4 separate regions of the Homo sapiens genome follow, and all the other regions are linked to region 1. The links are chromatin contacts, found by Hi-C or POLR2A ChIA-PET in ENCODE. All regions are on one chromosome and are shown on one strand. Each heading gives the region's core, a stretch centred on a gene start or an enhancer-like site at or near the end of the contact. The rest is flanking DNA. Distances are from core to core; before and after follow the strand shown.

Region 1 (3,482 bases), core at 52-2,551:
CTGCCTCCTGCTTTTCTTCCTCCCACTATCACTACCAAACTGTGGGATCCAGTATCCTAAAACCTCATTTTGGTAAATCACTAACTTACTAAATAATCTATCCTGGCTCCCGGTTAACAAGATCTCTCCTTGAAACAGCACCTGTGCCCAGCTAGGCAAAGGAATAAACTTCCACACACTCCCGCAAACCCCTCGTCCATTCAATCTACCTGACTTGGGTGCCTGCTATTCTCCCAGCTGAAAATGACTTCTACATGATCCTGCCTTTGACGTCATTTGCCATGTATTCGTCTATTGTCTTACTTCCCATACTAGAACTTTTTCATGTGGATAGGGTCATTGTCTGTTTTGTCCATTTCTATTTCCCCAGTGCCAAGAACAGTGCCTCAAATACTTGTTGAATACGTGAAAACTAAATGTAAATGTTGAGTTCCAACCGATAGTAGATTGAAAGTGGAGGATGTGTTAATATCCTTAGCTAAGTCAGTAGAGACATTAAGAGACACCATCTAAAGTCAATAAAACAATAAATGGAAGTTGATACCCATTATTTAAAGCTACAAATGGAAGACCTAAAATAGCGATGGAAAATTGACAAGATTGTGGCAGTAAGAAAGTAAGGCAAAGAAATATCAAAATGATAAATCCAGAAATACAGTGGAACGCATATTATTTTGATTTAGGGTGCTAAAAACATCTAAATGGGGACAAACTAAAAGTGGCAGCCTCTGCAAAGATCTGGGGATGGGTAGTTACTGCTCTTCAAAATAAGACCTGCTTTAATGTTTGACTTTTTATTATACATGAATTACTTTGAGAAAATTCAAATAATTAAACGTTCGGTTGCTTTGACTGTGCCTTCCGTAGGGTACAGCGAGAGTCTGAGAAGGGCATTTGAGAAGGGGGCGGGGCCTGGAAGACTTCCAGTTAGGACCCCAGCGGGAAGGGAGTCGAGGGGCGGGCGGTAACCTCCGGAGTCAGGGAGCAGCTCCTGGCCTGGCCACAGGGCGTTGGGCAGGTCCCCAGGACAGCGGGCGGGTGGGGGTAAAGTGAGCGTGCGGGATCTGACTTCAGAAAAGGCAGAGTTATCTACCCACCTCCCTCCTCGGCCCGGACTGGCGCTTCGCGGCGGAAACTCAAAGTGAAGAAGCCTGGTTCCGCAGCGTCCAATGGCCCAGCGTCAGAAGCTGCCGTTCCCGGCAGCTCAGCACTTAGGGCCAGAGAGCGGCAGAGGCCCAGAACCCAAAGCCCGGCAGCGCAGGCCCAGTAGCCCGCAGCTCCCAGAATACTACACCCGGCTCTAGGCCCCGCTCGCGGGACGGCAGCCAATGAGCGGCCGGCTGGGCCCAGGTTGGCTTCGCCCAGGGGGCGGTGTGTTTGTGGGGGCAGCCAATCACAGGCAGGGACCAGGGTACCCCTAGCCAATTGGTGATGAGACGGGGGTTTCGGCGCTTCTAGGCATGTCAATGTTTTTTCTCTACTTCCTGGGTTTTTCTGGTCCCTTCACCGACTCAGATTCCCTTAAACTGTAGAGGGTTCTAGGAGTTAGTTCTAGGATAGGTCAAAGGATTGAGGCTCCCAAATGATGCCGCTCAGGCACTGCATTAAGAGAGGCTCAGGTGGCTATTCATTTGCCAGTTTGACTTGTTAAACTCAGAAGCCTGAGATTGGCCAAGTCTGGTTCTGTGACCCATCTTAGCAAAGGGTTGGGCGCACATATGGTGTGGACTCTGCTGTTCCTGGCAAGATTCGCGACCTCTCATGGTTCCAGGCTTTAAATACTGGGTTCTTAAACAAAACAAAACAAAACAAAACAAAACCCTCTCTTTTTTCGTTTTTACTTCAGCAACCAGCTTGTCATCACTATTGCCACAATCCACTTTTAGAGTGAAAAACAGACAACAGAGACCGGGAGTTGATGGAGAAATGGAAACCCTGGTCAAAAATTGTCATTAAAAAAGGAAAAAAAAATTAAACAACTGGTATCCCTTCCTCACCCAAACACATAGACACATGCACGCACACACAAAAACTGTTACTTAAGACAGTGATATGGGTTTTTCTTTGTACTCCCAGGGCCTTGTCCTTCTCTTGACACTTAGGTTTTAATAAGCAAGTGAAGGCACCTCCTATCCGCATAGAAAATAACCAGGAAATCTTCCAATTGAAGCTCGGTTCCAAATTATATAATATCTTAATTGTTAGGACAGATACTCCAGAATGCTCATGCCAGTGTCTGAGCCCCGGCCATGGTTAAAATTCTGAAGGGTGAGGCCCAGAAATTTCCTGCAACAAATAGGTCTATGAGAAAAAACAAAAGTATCTTAGGTCTGAGCTGTACCCTCTGTCTCACCCAGTTTTGGAGAAATGGCTGCTCTAATAGAATAATGAATGGATTAATTGAAATAAGCCATTTTAAACATTTATTTAACATCAATTTTCTTGACAATATTTTACTGGGTGCTGGGATTACAACTATGGGACATATAGTCTCTGCCTTTAAGGAGCTGAAGGTCAAGTTGGTTGTACTGCTCTGGAATCTCTGTGAAGTTAAAACAGTTAATGGGGAGATCATTTTCATGTGTAAGGTGCAATTTGTAACTATGACGGACTGTCAAGAACCCTGGCAATCAGGGTAGCTGGGGGTGGGGGCTTGCGTTCATGTGGGGAAGGCTGGAGAGAGGGCTTTTGAAGACAGACCAGTTTACTTCCAAGGCATAGAAGCTTTCCTTTACAGATGTCTTCAGAATGTTTTGTTTGTTTCTTTATTTGTTTGCTGTGAGACAGGTGTGTCCAGGTGAGGCTCTGTCGTGGACAAATTCCACAGCTGTAGCTGCAGACCCCAACCCTCTGCCCTGAATCCAGGATAGACCAGGACAACAAGATGAGTGGCTAACTGTAGGATGGTGTCCATCTGTGCTCTAGGGGAGGAGTAGCATCAAAGGAGAAGCAAGAACTGAGAACTGTTTGGGGCACTGAAGAAGTAGGACTAAGGAAGAGTTAGGGGGTTAGTACAAATCTGAGGCCTGGTTTTCTGGAAAGAGACCAGAGACTGACCTTATTGCATGTCATACAACATGCTTGCTTAGAGACCCCTAATTTATTTTCTTCTCTTACTCTTTCTGAGGAAGCATGAGCCACACCCTCAGTTAGTTTTGTATAATCTTAGGCTTGATGAGAATATAATCTTAGTCTTGAAGGCTTTAAAGGGGAAGAAATAGCTGTCTGTGTTAGTGGTGTGTCAGTCAGCAGGAGAACCTGCTAGGGGTGGAAGGAGGAGGGTAGGAGTATAGCCTAGACCATGAGTAGATACCCCGCTCCACCTTGAAAGTCTCCTACTGGACCTCTTATGATGGAGTTAATACCTCCTGTTTCCTCTATTCCAGATTGTTTTCAGTTTCCAGAAGGCAAAACTGACATCTCCCAGGAGTCCAAGTAGGAGATTAGGGCCTCCCGTCCCTATCTACTCAGTGCTAGCCTTG
Region 2 (3,584 bases), core at 382-2,881, 660 kb before region 1:
GTTGGCAGCAGAGAGGAGTTGAGGTGAGAAGCTGGTGTCACCGAATTGCCCAGTAAATCAGCTGTGTGGTTGGTAACCAGGTAGGCACCTGTATGCATTTATTCTTATCAAGGCTCTGGAGACAGACTGTATCCTACTTCCAGACCTACTTTCACCATATATGTGACCTTGGGGAAGTCACTTATTGTATCTGGGCTTCAGTTTTCTCATTTTTTATTGAGGATAATAAAAGTACTGACTTTACAAAGTTTCAAAGAGACAACGTATGTAGAAGTGATCAACATAGTTCCTGACATGTTCATCCTCCCTTTCTCCCTTAGACAGTTAACAGTATTCTTAATTCTGTTCTTGTGGAGAAAGCAAAAAGACACTCAAGTTCCATTCTAGAGGAGCTAACAGGCCACATGAGAACAGAATACAGTTAGGTTTAGAAGAGCTCTTATGAGGTGGTCCGTTGGCCAGTGTAGGCTCAATACTCTGACCTCAAAATGGGAGACTTATAGGGCGCGGAGTAGTTAAAGAAGGCATCCCAGGGCCTTCCCTGGGCCTTGAAGGTTCAGAAAGTATTAGACATGAAAAGCTAGAGAGAGAATAATTCTAGGTACCTATCTACCCTTTCTCAAGCTCTGGTGCTTTGTTTTGTATAGGTCAGTTTCCCATATATCTCCCTTTCTCTTCTTCTAGGTGGTTATTATCCAAGGGGCTTATCTTTTCTTTTTTTAATATATAAGAGAAAAAAATTAAGGGATGAGGAGAACCTAATATTTATTAAGAACAAGCTAGTTTTACTTGAATCTGTAGGCTATGTAGTTTGCTTGCATAATCTTACTTATTTAGAAAAATACATTATTATGCCGTATTTTACAGATGAAAAAATAGTGCCTCCAAAAGGTTAGACAACTTTTCTAGCTCTACAATAACAAATTATGATGACAAATCAAAGGAGCCCTACGTGAGCCAGTTTAGAAGACATGTATAAGCAGGTGTCAGTTGTGCTTATTCATTCCAAGTTCTCAATCTATAATAGTCTGGTTCTTTTTACACTTATCTTCTAAATACGTCTATCTTATTCCTAGTTCCAACCTGTACTCACCTCCTGCTCTTAGCAGTTATTCCCAATCCTCTAAATCTCCAGTTCTACCATTAATTTAGATTGTACCTTCCTGCCCCAACCTTAGATCCCTTAATTCTCTTCTCAAATATTTACCAAGCATCTACTATATGCCAGGCTAGACACGAATGCAAATACCAATTTCTGCTTAGATATTTCAGTGTACTAGTTAGACAATTACAACAAAAATAACATGGTAATAATTGAACACTTACTATGTGCCATGCTCTATTTGAAGTACTTTATATGTATTAACTCATTTAATTCTCACAACCCTATGAGGTGGATACTGTTTTCTCCTTATTTTACAGATAGAAATGTAGGCATAGAGAATTTAAGTAATTGGTCCAAATTGTGATACAGAGAAGCACAGGGACTATAAGAGCACAGAAGAGGGACTCCTAATCAAACCCCGGGGGTCAGTATAGAGAAGGCTCCTAGAGAAATTAGAAAAAGCCTGAGTAGAATCTTGAAACCTGAGTATGAATTAGTCAGGTGCAGAATGGGGCAAGGATATTGCGGGCAGAGGGAACATCATGTACAAAGCCACAAAGTGAGCCTTGCATATTTATGGAACTGAAAGTAATTTAGTATGGTGGGAGTGTAGGGTATATGTGAGCTGGTGAGTGGCAGGAGATAAGGCTAGAAAATGCTATAGAGACAGCCTCTTGAAAAAGTCTTGCATGCTTTTCTAAATTATATTCATTGCAAAGGCCAAGTATTCCCAGTCTTGGGGATTTGAATCCCTGAAAGGGGTCCTTGAGGGGTGTCTCATGAATCCATATTATTTCCTCAGTCATTTTTCAACCAGTGGTTAGTAAAAGCACACCTATCATTACATGGAGCTCTTTGGAATTCCTCACTGAAAAAAGTTAGGCATCACTGTTAAGGGAGTTTGGGAACCCTGTGAAGGATTTTTTAAATTAAAATTTTTATTGAGATGATTATAGATTTACATGGAGTCCTAAGAAATAATATGGAGAGATCACTGGAAAACTTTGCAGTTTCCTCCATGGTAACATTTTGGACAAGCTGTAGTATATCATGGCCAGGATATTGACATTGACATTGATAAAATCCACCAATCTTGTTCAGATTTCCCAGTTTTACTTGTACTCATCTATGTGTATAAAGTTCTATTCCAACACCACAAAGATCCTTCCTATTCTTTTATAACCACTCCCGTCTCCTTTCAACCCCATTCCTCATTCCTAATCTCTCTCTGCCTTCCATTTCTAGAATTTTATCCTTTCAAAAATGTTACATAAATGGAATCACAGAGTATATAACCTTTTGGAATTGGCTTCTTTCTTTTTTTTCTTTTCTCAGTTCAGTTCCTTGGAAACTCATCCAAGTTGTGTGTATCAATAGGTCATTCATTTTTTTTTTTTTTTTTGAGACAGAGTCTTGCTCTGTTGCCCAGGCTGGAGTGGAGTGGTGCGATCTGGGCTCACTGCAACCTCCACCTCCTGGGTTCAAGCGATTCTCCTGCCTCAGCCTCCTGAGTAGCTGGGATTACAGACATGCACCACCACGCCTGGCTAATTTTTGTATTTTTAGCAGAGACGGGGTTTCACCATGTTGGTCAGGCTGGTCTTGAACTCCTGACCTCAAGATCTGCCCGCCTCGGCCTCCCAAAGTGCTGGGATTATAGGCATGAGCCACTGTGCCTGGCTGGGCATTCCTTTTTATTGCTGAGTCATGTACCATTGTACATAAGTACTGGAGTTTAACCATTCACTTGTTGAAGAATATATGGGCTGCTTCCAGTTTTGGGTATTACAAATAAAGCTTCTGTGAGCATTTATGTACAGGTTTTTGTGTGGGCCTGTGAAGGATTTTATTCAGAGGGCTATCTAGTCAGATTTGAATTTTATTTTATTTTTTTGAGAGAAGGTCTCGCTCTGTCACCTGGGCTGGAGTGCAGTAGTACGATCATAGTTTACTGCAACTTCAAACTGCTGGGCTCAAGGGATCTTCCTGCCTCAGCCTCCTGAGCAGCTGGGACTACAAGTGCATGACACCATACCCAGCTAATTTTTAAATTTTTATTTTGTAGAGACAGGATCTTGCTTTGTTGCCCAGGCTGATCTTGAACTCCTAGCTCAAGTGATCCTCCGCCTCAGTCTCTCAAAGTATTGGGATTACAGGCATGAGCCACTGTGCCTGGCCCAGATTTGAATTTTAGAAAAATTGTACTCACTGCTTGGTAGAGGATGAGTTTGAAAGAAACTAGAACAGAGACAGGGCGAATAGTGAGGAAACTGTTGTAACCCAGGCAAGAGATGTAGAAGCCTGAACTGCTTTGGCATAGAGGTATCGCCCTCAGAAATCAGATCAGGCTTGTGCAGAGGAGGGAGCAGGGCTATGGAGCCTGGGCTGCCAGGAGGCTCAGGTAGACTTCATTCTGGATAGTCTCCTTTCAGGGAGGACACTCTGCTACCCCAGCTGAGAAAGGCATCCTGTAAGGAAG
Region 3 (3,752 bases), core at 973-3,472, 740 kb before region 1:
GACAGATGAAAAACTTCATTCTGACTTTTTAGGCCATTGGTGTTAGGTGCTAGGACTGAAATCCTAGTATGTGAAAGCTGGAAGGGGTTTTAGAGACCATCTCTCCCAAACTTCTTATTTACATATCAGAAGAACAAACTTACCCAAGGTTTTGGTAAGCCAGGGCTAGAATATAATTTTCTCTGATTCTCATTCATATGTTGTTCTCACTCTGTTGTGGAGCCTGTCTACCCTAATGGAGCCTGTTTGGGTTGTTAGGAGGTCTGGGACCTACACAGAGGAGAACCAGGAAGCAGTTCACAATATTATATTATGTTCACCGAAATTGGTCTGGGTACAATTAGGGATATACAAAGTCAAATGTCAAGTGCTGCTTCTTTGGACCTATCCAGCTAGAAAGCTTTTTTATTAGGCACAGAAAAAGAAGCCCAGCAATATCTGTTTCCTATGGTGCCTAATATATGCACCCTATACCACTCTCTTGACAATATCTGTTCAGAGCAATGAGGAATCTGTTTGCTGGGATGTACAGTATAGGCATCTGAAGGAGACAGGTCAGAGCCTTATGTTGTATGTCTCACCACTGAGCTGTTCAGCTGGCTCCATTATGGATTTGGGGCCTCCACAGGCAGGGTAAATGTATTAAAAACTTTGTGGGGTTACTCGTGGCCACCTGGAAAGTGCCAAGGGGAGGTTCTCTGGGCATTGAGAATTTGACAACTTTGCCTGTGTTGATACAACTTGCTAGAGCAGGCAAGACTTGAAGAGGGATGGCTGTGGTCCTGTCATGTTTATCAGAGTGGAGCAGATTTCTTTTGTGTGAGAAGTCATGCAAGAAAAATCCGGAAATGAGCCAACAGCACTTAAACTTTTGTTTTCTGCTGGGGAGCATGGAATAGAGAAGGTGCAGGTTCTAAAATTTCTGTATGGGTGGTGGTTGCTTTCCTGACACAGAGTTCCAGCCCCAGACCACTTTACTCACTTCATCTCCCTCTGTTCCCCTTGCTGCATTCTTGGCAAGCCAAGCATTTTTCTTTGTTCTGATCTGCAGAACAAACTTTTATTTATACTGCTTCACTTTTGTTTTTACTTATGTCATTTAACTTCCTTCAGAATGTCTTTATTACCTGTCCTTCTTTATTTCTACTTCCAGTCCTCTATGAAGTCTTTCCTGACACTAATTCTAGCTGTGAGATACTGCTGACCTGTGAACAAACTCTGGTAGCACTTACTATCTGCAGTGCTCTCTGTGCACTTCACACCCTGCTTACGCCACAAGAGGCAGCTTGCTATGTCTTTTTTTTTTTTTTTTGTGACAGAGTCTTGCTCTGTCCCCTGGCTGGAGTGCAGTGGCGTAATCTTGGCTCACTGCAACTTCCGCCTCCTGGGTTCCGGTGATTCTCCTGCATCAGCCTCCTGAGTAGCTGGGATTACAGGTGCGTGCCACCATGCCCAGCTAATTTTTGTATATTTAGTAGAGACGGGGTTTCACCATGTTGATCAGGCTGGTCTTGAACTCCTGACCTTGCGATCCGCCTGCCTCGGCCTCTCAAGATATGTCTTTTACAGCAAGCCAGTACCTAAGAGCACTGGGCATTGGTTTGAGTTCTTGGTGACAGTATGACAGTGTGATCCAAACTGTCAAATGACAGTTTCCTCACTTGAAAAATGGAGTTATCAGCACCATAAGAGAGGGTAAAGAAAGAAAGAAAAGAAAAGTAAAAAAGAAATTAAAACTGTGCTTTATTTATTATTATTATTATTTTTGAATATTTCCTTGTCTCTTAAGGGCAAGAGCCATGTCTGGTTTGTTGGCTGTAGTACATATCCTCAGTACCTATGAGAGTGCTGGTCAGAGAGTATGTGCCCAGTAGATATTTGTTGACCAAATGAATAACAATGAATTGATCTTTGGATTGAGTAGGTGGGGAGGGAGAATACCAAGTACTTGACATCAGTTCCTGTAAAACTGTTAGATGAGCATGCCCTGGGATTGGGATAGAATTCACATGGTGAGTTTTCTGAGGAGTTCTGTAGGGATTATTTTTCTGCCTGACCTAGTACTTCATCCCTATTTACTAAGCACCTACTGAAGCTGTGCTCAGTGACAGTTATCAGTCATAATGAGGGATGGTTTGGCTATTGACTTTGGTTGGCAGTTTTTGTTTGCCACAGCAATGACTACCCTGAGCAGGTGGCTGCAGTAGGAGTGGAGAACTGTGCTTGAAGAGGACATGAAACCTGTAGGCAAGGCCTTCTTGGGTCTTCCTGCTCCCTGTCTTTGGTTCCATGGCCCACATGGGTTTACCTCAGGTCAAATTTGAGGCAGCTGAATGAACAGAATGAACTTTCACTACTTTGCTGAGACTAGCTTGTGGAACGGAGGAGGAAACCTTTCATGGTTCCCACTCCTGGGCTTGTTGTGCAGCAGAGAGATAGGATAGTCCTGTGAAGATTGCTGGCTTTTTAAATGTTATCTCTGATGCTGAGAACTCCAGCCTGAGCAGGCATCACATCAGCTTTCCTTCAAGACGCTGGGGAGGGGCCTCTTGGGAGATGTGATGGAGGAGACAAAAGAATAAAAGTAACTGTGCTGTCAGCACGGCCCAGTAAGGGCTTATCTGACCCTTTCCTCGGTTGGCCATATACACAGAGCCCCTGGCTGCCTTGTGTTGATCTCTGGCCTAGGTAATGACCAGAAATCTCACTGGCAGGCAGGCAGGCAGGCAGGCAGGCAAGCAGGCAGGCTTTCAAATCTCATGTGCCTCTAATTTTCTCAGTGTGATTCAGTAGCTCTGCTCCTGTTTGGCCTCTCTGGGTTATCTCAGGCCTCTCAGGAAGCTCTCAGAACTCTCGTCACTACAGTGTATGTTCGAACAAATGTGTCTGTGCTTGCCAAGTTCCCAGAGCTGGCTTCTGAAATACAGCAGCCAGGGGAGATGGGTGGCCTTCAGGTGTAACACACACACACAGGTTAGAAAGCAGTGTGTGTCTGTGTGTGTATTTGTTGCTGGGTGGTCGAATTTGTGGAGGTCTTGTTTCAAGAAACTTTTGCTGACAAGAGCAAAGGTCACTGGAACTCACACTTCATATCTCTGAAGAGATAAATATGTAATTAAGACAACTGAAATAACTTCGATGGTAAGAATGATGATGACAGCTACTATTTATTGAGCACCTTTGTAGGTGTTTTACATCTGCAAAACAACTCTTAAGGGTGGATATAGCTCTCATTTTACTGATGAAGAAATTGTAACTGAGAACTTAAGGTCATTTTCCCAAGGTGGCGGAGCCAGGATTTGAAATTAGCTTTATCTGATCCCAAGACCAAAATTGTTTCTATTTTTGTTTAATAACTTGGTGTGGGGTGGGGTGGCGGGGAAGAAACAGCTATCTGAGTTTAGAATTTAGGTGGAGATAGGCATTTTGATTAAAAATTATACAATTTATAGGACTGTTAAGTGGTGTTAGTTTATTCTATCACCCAAGTGGCCTGGGAAACTAGGATTAGAGGTGGGATGGGAGATGGAAAGAGAGGCTGTATTTTACTTATGAATTCTGAGTAGGTAGTACCTAGCTACAGAGTGGTGTATATTCAGTTTATATTTTCCAAAACTATCACCCTGGTTCAACTGTTCTGAATTTAAGCCTTGGGGTAGGGGCTGTGTCTTTGTAGTTAGTGTTCTTTATCTCTTCAGTCAACATTTAGCATGTTTATTATGTGTTATAAGACAATCCCTGCCCAGTAGAAG
Region 4 (3,517 bases), core at 970-3,469, 770 kb before region 1:
AGAAATGAATACAGATGACTAGAGGAGGTAGACAGGAGCAAGATCCTCAGATGCACCCCAAAAGCTTGAGGATGGAGCTCTAGAGTGGAAACAAGAGCCTCCATAGCCAGGATGGACTGAAGTTAAATTTGGGAGGAATTCCTGAGAAGGAATAGGGTCCTAGGTGAGATGGGGAGTATTAAGGATGCCTGAAGGCAGAGGGGTCAGTAGAACTCCAGAGGGCTTCCTGGTCACTAAGGCCCTGATGCAGATCAGGGCATGCGGGTACCCAGCCTAGGCAGGCCCCAGAAGGTAGCAGGAAAGGAGCAGACACTTTTGCCTCCGCCGCTTCTTAAGTCCGAAGTTAGACCAGCTGCAGTCTTTCCTCCAGAATCCTGCATTTGCCTCCTCCCTTTATTTCCATCACACCCAAGCTGGTCCCATTCTTTCCACCAGGTGATGCTGGAACTAGTAGGTAATGGAGTCAGGGACCTTCAGGCTGTCTTCCGGCTTCTAGGCCTGGCCTCTTGGTCAAGCACCACGGGTTGGGGTGATTTTGATTTCCCACGGCCTCTCTTACAAGTCTTATTCCTGTGTCACCCTACCCTGACTGCTACAAACGGCTTCCTCCTGCCTAACCACAACCTCACTCACTGCAGGTTCCCTTCATTCTGCTGGCTTCCCTTGCTCTGGGCCCTCTCAAGGCTGAGGGCAGTTATTTTGTCTGTAAGAGATAAAGATGTAGTCACACAGACACGCGCGCGCGAACACACACACACACACACACACACACACACACACACACAGGCTTTCCATCTCTTTAATCCATCTCTAAGAGATGAAGATGTAGATACACAGACACGCGCGTGCGAACACACACGCAAACACACACACACACACACACACACACAGGCTTTCCAGCTCTTTAATCCGTCTCTATCACTGGGAGGCTGCAGACTGCCTCTCCAAGCTAGGGAGGTTTGAAAAGACTCTAGAACTCACTAAGTCTTCAACAACTGATTCCAAAGCTGGAGATAAGTGGGTGGGAGGGAAGGATACAGAGAGGGTGACAGGCTGAGGGTTCAAAAGGAATGAGGGGTGATGGAAGAAACCAGGAGGTGCATGTGTGTGGGTGCCAGAGCTGGGAAGGGAAGGGATGGGGCAGGTTGCAGAGGACCAAGACGAACATGGGGCAGGGTAGGTGAAGACAGGTCAAGGCCTAGGTATGACCGTATGTTTGGAGGAAAAGAGACTGGAAGGGATGAGAAGAGAGTGATGGCGGATTTGTGGGTAGAAACTAAAGAAGGTGTGGAGGGAGACGACAGGAGCATGTGTATAATTCAGGGACTAAGAATGAAGAGGAACACTAGGAGATGGTTCTCAATTGTCCCCAAAAGACACAACAAAAACTTGTCAGGGACTATCAGTACCTCTGAATGAGAGTCCTTCCACTTCCAGTTACAGGGCAAGACCAAGTTACTCCCAAAAGAGCAAGGCCAGGCTCTGGTCAGCTAGGAACAGCGTCTGCTCACTAAATACCTACTGCTTGGCTCCAGGTAAGGTCGGGACTCAGGAAAACAGACATACAGACAACGACTGGGGTCGGCGGGGCTCCCCCACCCAACCCGGGTCCTCCTGAGTGCAGAGGGCCTTGGGGCTGCAGACCGAGTGTGGGTCTGTATTAGCATCCATCTGACAGGGAGAGAGCTTTCGGAGGCCCCAGACACCGCCCCTCTCACCCCAAGTGTCACAACTGCCAGAGCAGAGGGAGCGCCTTTTCCAGCCCAGAAGCCCTCTCCCCTCACGCACTTCTCAACACCCCCCCCACCAACTTCTGAGGACACCCCACCTGCGTCCGATCTCCCAGCTCTGAGCTCTTCCACTTCAGAGACACTTATCTTGGAGCCCGGGACCCTCCGACCTCAGGGGTCCCTCTCGGCTCCCTAGAGGCGGTACAGCCGCCGGGAAGCCACCCTCGCCGAGCCTCCGCCGGCTCGCAGTGGCCCCGTTCCCGCCCCGCCCGGCCGGCCGCGCCCGCCCTACTTGGACTGAACCGAGAAGCTCCCGCCCGCGGCCTCCGCCAGCAAACTCATGAGCCGGCGCCCGCGCCGAGTCCTGGGCCGGCCGGGCTCTCCTCCCCCGGACCCCTACCCGCCAGCCCCGGCCGGGCCTCACCTGGTGCCCTCCCCGAGGCGGGGGAGCTGGGGGCGGCGGCAGCGGCTCCGGGCTCGAGAAGGAAGTGAGAGCGGGAGGCCGGAGGAAGTGGGGGGGGCGGGCCGGCGAGGCGGGGCGGGCCGGGGCGGGGCCCGACCAGGAAGTCCGAGGGCCGATCTCCCCCTCTCCAGCCCCGGCCCGCCCCCAGCCTCGCCCCCGGCCCAGTCCCGGGCTTGCCACGTTCCCCTCCCAGTCCGCTGCCCCTGCGGTCAGTAAGTCAGGCCTCCCAAGGTCAAGTCTCTCCGCCTCCTCCTGGCCACCCTACCCCTGGAGGCCCTACCCTGGGCGCTAGGCGTTCGTCCTCTTCCCCCCATCCCGCCCCCACCAGCCTCCGCGGGAAGATGCTGAGAAAGGCGCCCCTGGGCCTGGTCCCTTCAGTCAACCCCAGGGATAGAGTGGTGGCCGAGGCTGGGGCAGTCCCCGCCCCTGCCCTGAGCCCCGGGGGAGTGCGAGGTGGTGGTGATTCAGCAGTGGGAAGGCCCCAGACCCCTGGGGAGGGTGGGGAGACTCGGGGGGAAGAGGAGCTGGCGTCAGCACCCAAGGGAAAGACAAGATCAGCAGAGGCGCAGGCGGAGCCGCGGGCCCCAAAAACAGGATGTCGAGTCGTCATTCAGCACCGTGCAGCCCTGCGAGGCCTGGCTCTGGGGAGGGGGCGGGGCGGACGGAGGACTTGGGGCTTCCCTCGCCCCCTCGCCCCCTGTTCTGCTGGGGCGCGCAGCTGCTTGGGGCTGAAGAGCCGCACCCAGGCCTGAGGTCCAGCTTGGGCCCCGGCGACCCGCGGGTGGGCGGGCTCATGGGCGCCCTCTGGTGCTTCGCTCCCTGGCTTTGCGCTCGGAGCTTTGACTTGAGAATCCATATCCTTCGTTCAGCACAAAGTTTCTGAGCGCCTACCACGTGGAGAGAGCTAAGTGCTAGGTGCTGTGAAGAAACACAGCGTTTAAGACAGGATCCCTGTCTTCCAGAAGCTTTTCAAATAAACGGATTGATTCCAGGAATAAATAGCTTAACCTTTCTGAGCCTCAAATCTGTCTTTGGTAAAATAGAATAATTATATTTCACCCCGTAGTTTTGAAGATAACATGAGAATGGGTGTAAAAGACCTGTTGTCAATGCGTATCTCAAACACTAAACAAATATCTTTTAAAAATATCATACCCTAAGAGTCTGGCGCGGTGGCGTCTGCCTGTAATTACAGAGATGGTGAAACCTTGTCTCTATAAACACAAACACACACATATTTTTTGACAGTCTCACGATGTCACCCAGGCTGGGGTGCAGTGGCACGATCTCGGCTCACTGCAATCTCTGCCTCCCAGGTTCATGC

The links. A loop is a pair of places that touch in the nucleus more often than their neighbours do. ChIA-PET counts read pairs that join two places held with the same protein, here RNA polymerase II (POLR2A). Pooled maps may share reads with other maps.
Region 2: a map with no recorded cell type shows a loop between it and region 1 (22-fold over the local background). The contact joins the enhancer-like site here to the promoter of TRIM68 in region 1. A Hi-C loop is called at or near these places in 2 of 37 single-sample maps with no recorded cell type and 5 of 50 pooled maps.
Region 3: a pooled map shows a loop between it and region 1 (3-fold over the local background). The contact joins the enhancer-like site here to the promoter of TRIM68 in region 1. A Hi-C loop is called at or near these places in 3 of 37 single-sample maps with no recorded cell type and 6 of 50 pooled maps. POLR2A ChIA-PET finds 5 or more read pairs at or near these places in 1 of 52 experiments (OCI-LY7).
Region 4: a loop to region 1 is called in a pooled map, with 12 times the contacts of the local background. The contact joins the promoter of RHOG here to the promoter of TRIM68 in region 1. A Hi-C loop is called at or near these places in 4 of 37 single-sample maps with no recorded cell type and 9 of 50 pooled maps. POLR2A ChIA-PET finds 5 or more read pairs at or near these places in 1 of 52 experiments (OCI-LY7).

The regions. Positions count from the first base shown.
Region 1 is chr11:4,606,930-4,610,411 of GRCh38, forward strand. TRIM68 (tripartite motif containing 68) reads right to left here and starts at 1,302. Exons shown (of 7, transcript NM_018073.8): 1 at 1,098-1,302. RefSeq lists silencers at 867-946, 1,257-1,466.
Region 2 is chr11:3,947,645-3,951,228 of GRCh38, forward strand. The region is part of intron 1 of STIM1 (stromal interaction molecule 1); the gene reads left to right. Among named protein-coding and RNA genes, the nearest start is that of PPIAP40, 56 kb to the left of the region's middle. Within about 2 kb of position 1,632, at least 6 of the 41 ENCODE cell types and tissues checked have a DNase peak (open chromatin) inside an H3K27ac peak, as active enhancers do.
Region 3 is chr11:3,865,134-3,868,885 of GRCh38, forward strand. The region is part of intron 1 of STIM1 (stromal interaction molecule 1); the gene reads left to right. Among named protein-coding and RNA genes, the nearest start is that of MIR4687, 11 kb to the left of the region's middle. Within about 2 kb of position 2,223, at least 25 of the 41 ENCODE cell types and tissues checked have a DNase peak (open chromatin) inside an H3K27ac peak, as active enhancers do; they include OCI-LY7, where a contact is called at or near this core.
Region 4 is chr11:3,838,740-3,842,256 of GRCh38, forward strand. It overlaps RHOG (ras homolog family member G), which reads right to left and starts at 2,220. Exons shown (of 2, transcript NM_001665.4): 1 at 2,155-2,220. RefSeq lists an enhancer at 361-560 and silencers at 1,961-2,350, 2,401-2,450, 2,801-3,070, 3,111-3,160.